Linked DNA regions of Mus musculus: region 1 is linked to region 2. Evidence: chromatin loops called from intact Hi-C (ENCODE). Cell type or tissue: heart. All regions are shown on one strand. Each heading gives the region's core, and the rest is flanking DNA. Links, peaks and the distances in the headings are about the cores only.

Region 1 (2,914 bases), core at 310-2,809, 51 kb before region 2:
TCTGCTTTTATTTTTTATAATTTTTCTGTTGTAGTGGATATGCCTGTAAACCTGGCACTGGGAGGTAGAGGCAGGAAGGAAATTTTAGGGCAGCCTGGGCTACATGATACCCAGTATCAAAAGTAAGCAAAAACTGAGTTGGAAAAATTGCTCAGTGATTAAGAACACTCTCTGTCAAATTCATGACCTCTTTTTATTGATTGCTATTGCTAACACACATACAAACACACACCCACACACACATTCCTAAATATAACCTGTTCAGTTTATATAATACTACCTGTACAGTATGTTTTCAGGGCTGACTGTTGGTGTACCCTGGGCAAGACCACTTCTCCCATTCCATGAATAAATTTCTTAAAGAACAAAAAATTATTCTGGGAAGGCCAAGGTTTGAGGATCTCTTGAGCCGAGGCATTTAAGGCCAACCTAGGTCACAAAATGAGAGCTCATCTCAAACCTCACTAACTCCTGGGATGGGGGTGGAGTTCAGTTTGTAGAATGCTTGGCTGACATACACAAGGCTGAGTTCCTCCCAGCACAGTTATCCAGGGATGCTGGTGAGATGGAGCCAAGTTCAGGCTCATCCTCACAGCTGCACAGTGAGTTTGAATACTAAGGATTCTTTTTGTCAGAAAGACCTCAAAGCCTCTTACAAACACCATAGACAGGATTTATGCATTAGCTTAGTTAGTGACCTCATGAGGCCCTTTTGACCATCTTCCCTGGGACAAAGCGCAGGCAACTGCAGCTCACGGTTTGACAAGATACACTATGTAAGTCCAGACTGGGCTCATTTATGTATGTATTTATTTTATATGAGTACACTGTTGCTGTCTTCAGACACACCAGAAGAGGGCATTGGACCCCATTACAGATGGTCCCAGCACCATGTGGGTGCTGGGAATTGAACTCAGGACCTCTGGAAGAGCAGTCAGTGTTCTTAACCTCTGAGCCATCTCTCCAGCCCCTGGGCTCAAGCTCTTGATCCTCTTAACCTCAGCCTCAGCCTCCCAGGAAGGGGGGGAGGGGGCTGGAGTTATTGGTGTCGTTATATCCTGTTGCTTTTGAGACTCTTAATGGTCTTTCTTTTTTTCTCTCAGGTGTCCATCTTGGAAAGGAGGAACACAGCGGGGAGGGTGGTGTTCAAAACCCTGGAGGATCCCTGGACCGGCAGTGAGAGCGATAAGTTCGTCCTTTTGGGTTATCTTGACCAGCTGCGGAAGGATCCAGCATTTCTGTCTTCAGAAGCTGTGCTCCCTGACCTGACTGACGAGCTGGCTCCTGTGAGCATCAGGGTCCAGAAGAATGGGCCAGCAGGAGGGGTGGGGCAGTGTGAGGGGGCGGGGCGGGAGCAGGGCGGGATTGACCACTGCCTGTTTCCTCCCACAGGTATTTTTCCTCCGGTGGCTCTACTCTGTTTCTGACTACCTCTCGGACTTCTGGGAGAGCCTGCTTCACAGTAACTGGTAGGACGCTGTGGGTTTCTTTTCCTTGTCAAAGCCAGCCTGGAAGCCCGCGCTTGGATTTGTGTGCACTTGGCTGCTGGAAGTAGGCGAGCTCACACAGCCCGATAACCGACTTCTGCTGCCTTTGCTTTGCTTCTTACCATTTGCTGATAGGTCCTTCCTGCTGGGCGGGAAGATCACCCCAGCTGGCCTCCCTGGCAGCAGGGCTGGTACTAGTCCTCCTTCACTCTTGGCTGTGTCGGCCACTCAGCACAGTGTGTGCACGCACAGATAAATATGTCTGTCCATGCCCAAAACTAGCTTGGGGAGGAGAAGGTTTATTTTGGCTTACAAACCAAGACCACAGAGGAATGCTGCTTGCTGGCTTGCTAAGCGGCTGTTCCTACACTCCCCAGGACTGCCTGCCCGCAGTGGGCTAGGCCCTGCCGGATCAATTAGTAATCAAGAAAACTCCCCACAAACATGTCCACAAGCCAGGCTAATGGAGGCAACTTTCCCGCTAAGTTCCCTCTTGCCAGGTGACTGTAGTCTGTGTTCAGTTGACAGCTGAAGCTGACTGTGACGTTCCCTGTCCATCTGGGCCACATCTGCCATTCTGGCCACATTCAGCGTCTGAGATCATTCCCTAGAGTCTGTAGCCACCAGTCCCTCAGTGTCCGTCCGAGAGTTGCTTCCTGTATCCTCTCGTACAGAATGTATTAGACACAGCCGAAAGCCACCCCCCACTTCTTCACCCTCGAAACAGCCTGTCTTGTGCTCTTGTTTCTTGGTGTGAGAGAAGTGTGGTTTGGGACCTTTTTCTCCTGAGTCAGCTGAAAGCCAGATCCCGAGGTTGTGGGCTCATGGCTGAAAGCCAGATCCCGAGGTTGTGGGCTCATGGCTGAAAGCCAGATCCTGGCGGTTGTAGGCTCATGGCTGAAAGCCAGATCCCGAGGTTGTGGGCTCACAGCTGCCTTTGCTTCCAGGCGGGAGATGATGCCCCTGCTGTCCCTCATCTTCTCGGCCCTCTTCATCCTCTTCGGCACGGTCATGGTCCAGGCTTTCAGGTACCCAGGGGCCAGCCCACCAGGCCATGTCTGCCCTTCTTGTTTAGAAAGGAAAGTAACTTCTGTTTCCATGCTTTAGTGACTCAAATGAGGAGCGAGAGTCGCACCCTGCAGACAAAGAGGAAGTCCCCGAGAAGGCTGGGAAGACTGAGCCGAGCTTCACCAAAGAGAGCAGCAGGTTCTTCCCACACAGCACACCCTGCCCTCAGCCTCGTAGAGCGTTACCGAGATGGGTAGAGAGGCCTCCTTGCCTGCCTCTAAAACCTGGCTGTTGGTTTGGGGGAGGGAGTTGCAATGCGGGGTATGGAACCCAGGGCCTCACATGTGCTACTCACTGAGCCCCCATGCTAAAATAACCTGAAGTGGACAACTATGGATAGCAGTGTAAGGCCACATGTA
Region 2 (2,914 bases), core at 131-2,630:
ATCTAAGTTGGAAGATGGCAGGGTTTGTTTTAGATAGCCCAAGCTAGCCTTGAGCCACTAATCCTCCTGCCTCTGCTCCCCAAGTACTGGGATTGCAGGCTGACCTAAAGGTGATTTCCTTACGGACTTAAGATGAAAAAAAAAGAAAAGTTACTGCCTTTCTTGAACTATTTTGAGCTAGGGTCTCAGTAGCCCAGCCTGGCCTTATCGCCACCCTAAGTATTGGGATTACAGTATTATGTTTCCATGTCCTGGTTACTTGCTGATTTTGGTTCTTGTGAGTATTTTTTTCTACCCAGTGTGATGGCTAATTTTGTTGTCAACACAACTGAATTAGCCTTCCCGGGGGATCAGTGAAACACACCTCCACACGTGCCTATTACAGCATTTTCAGAGACAATTGCATCATGAGGCTCTGACCTAACCCATGGATTAACCAATCCTTTGATGAACTCATAGTAAAATGGAATTACTGGGAGGTGGTGAAGATGGGACCTGGTTAGAAGAAGAGGATCATTGAAAGTATGTCCTTGGGATATGTCTTCCTGTGTCCTCTTCTTTGTTTTCTGCCGTGCCATGATGTGAATAGTCCTTTGATTTACCCTTCTGACCAACATCCAAATCCTTTGAAATCAGGGCTAAACAGATATCAATGCCTAACTAACTAATCCACCCATTTTGAGATTGGGTGAGGTATTCCATAGCTTGTTACCATGCCAGATGTCAGTGACTATCTGGAACTTAGCACTTCCTTGTCAATCATGATTGTCCCCATCCTCCCCTCCCCTCCCCTCCCCTCCTTTCCCCTCCCCTCCCCTCCCCTTCTCAAATTTTTTTTTCAAGACAAGGTTTTCTATATAGGCCCAGACTGTCCTGGAATGCTGTGTAAACCAGGTTGGCCTCAAACTCAGAGACATCCAGAGATCTGCCTGCCTCTGCCTCCTGAATGCTGGGATTAAAGGTGAATGCTATTACTCTTGACTTTTGTTGCCATGCTTTTAAAAAGAAGAAACTGGGGCTGGGAAGATAGCTCAGCAGTTGTAAGCACACTGGCTGCTCTTGCTGAAGGCTGGGTTCAGTTCCCAGCATCCAAATGGTGGCTCACAAACATTTGTAATTCCAGTTTTAGAGAATCTAACACTAATGAATGGTCTCCACAGGCACCAGGCATGCAAGTGATATACATAATACATATGCAGGTAAAGTATGGATATACTTGCAGGTAATATACATATATACTTCCCAGGTGGTATATACATGCATGCAGATGAGATACACATATATGTAGGTGAGATACACATATAAATGCAGGTGATGCGCACATGTAAATGCAGGTAAAAGGTCCATATACATAGAAAAGAATCTAAAAATAAGGAAAAAAAGGAAAAAAAAATGGGCCAACCATGAAGACGCTAGGCATTGCAATATTTCTTTCCCTTCTCTCCTGCCTTGTCATGTCCTTTGCAGTGTTGCTCCATTGAGCTACATTCCCCAGCCCCAGTATTAATTGATGTGTGTGTGTGTGTGTGTGTGTCCCATACTCCTCTACTCAGAATTGAACCAGGGCCTCAGGCAGGCACTGCCAGTGGAGGTGTAGAGTTTTAAGGTAGAGGATGACTTAGAGGCCAATCTCTGAGGCTGCTTTGGGTGCTGTAAAAGAATATCATTTTAATGTTGAGCATATAGAACTCCAGTTTCAGTTCTCTTAATGGCTGTGTGACCTCTGTGTCTTCTGGTTCATAAAATTGGACAAATGATCTCTGTTAAAATGATTGACATCCAGTGAGACAGTGTGAGAGTTAAGTGGGAGGATGGGGACTTGGCATGTTAGCCCAGTAGAGCCTCACTCAGTGGTAGCAGGGTGCTCTTTTTTGTTTTGATGTTTATATTGTGTCCCACTGGGAGAGGATCCATGGGCTCTTCCATGCCAGGCAGATGCTTTCCCACTGAACCACAGCCTCAGACCCTAAAGCGTTCTTACCTTCCTGAGTTTGGTTCTTTATAAATGAGTACATTTCTAGTAAGAATGTCTAGTGTGTCTGTCTGCCTTGGGAGACTAGTCATGTGTCTTTAAATAAACTGACAGCTGAGCCTGAGAAGCTAGAGTAGGCCATGGGCTATTGGTGACCTCCTCACAGTGGCTTAGTGGTGTTGATGCCACCCAGGTACACAGCCTCTGCTCTGACTTATGGTTGATTTCTTCATACCCCAACAAGTTATGTGTAGCACAACTTTCTTTTTGAATTACCAAAGAGAAAAGGAATCCCTTGTTTTCTACCTTAAAGTATAAGATCTGCACTATATGTAAGTGTTAGAACAAGAGTTTTTTTTTTTTGTTTTTTTGTTTTTTTTTTTGGTTTTTCAAGACAGGGTTTCTATTTGTAGCCCTGGCTGTCCTGGAGCTCACTTTGTAGACCAGGCTGGCCTCGAACTCAGAAATCCACCTGCCTCTGCCTCCCGAGTGCTGGGATTAAAGGCGTTCGCCACCACGCCCGGCTAGAACAAGAGTTTTGATTTTTAGAGTTTCTCTGTGTAATACCCCTGGCTGTCCTGGACTTGAATGAAGACCAGGTTTGCTTCAAATTCACAGGGATCCACCTGGTTGCAGTCATTTTTAGTCTTGTATAAAACTTGTAAAGTTGGACAGATGAGTTCTATTCTCTTGTCTCTGGAAGGATTCAGCTTTGAAGGGTCACTTTTTGCCCCTATCACCACAGACTTGGGAGCAGAATGACAGTGAATGGTCAGAGTGGCCTGTGCAAATGCTATCTGTTCTCTCTGTGCCCGGGAACGAAGCTAAGAGAGCATGTGGGTGGATGAGGGAGGCCTGGTGGCAGAGCTCAGTGGTAGACAAGTTGCCTATCCAGGTACAAGGCCCTGGGCTTAGTGTGGAAAAAGAACTAGAAGGGACATC

The links. Peaks named below come from ENCODE experiments on the same cell type or tissue, not always from the same donor. Only the 100,000 strongest peaks of a DNase experiment are listed, where the experiment ranks them.
Region 1: it touches region 2 in a loop (2.6-fold over the local background); 4 of 42 quality-filtered maps call a loop at or near these places.

What each region holds. Positions count from the first base shown.
Region 1 is chr4:141,766,263-141,769,176 of GRCm38, reverse strand. It overlaps Dnajc16 (DnaJ heat shock protein family (Hsp40) member C16), which reads left to right. Exons shown (of 15, transcript NM_172338.2): 10 at 1,104-1,286; 11 at 1,393-1,469; 12 at 2,435-2,515; 13 at 2,595-2,693. Among named protein-coding and RNA genes, the nearest start is that of Agmat, 21 kb to the right of the region's middle. In heart, for the core only: no CTCF peak of the experiment used is centred there; DNase peaks (open chromatin) are centred at 1,766 and 2,556; H3K4me3 peaks cover 912 bases; H3K27ac peaks cover 1,863 bases.
Region 2 is chr4:141,715,313-141,718,226 of GRCm38, reverse strand. All of the region lies in intron 1 of Ddi2 (DNA-damage inducible protein 2), which reads left to right. Among named protein-coding and RNA genes, the nearest start is that of Ddi2, 6.6 kb to the left of the region's middle. In heart, for the core only: no CTCF peak of the experiment used is centred there; no DNase peak of the experiment used is centred there; H3K27ac peaks cover 6 bases.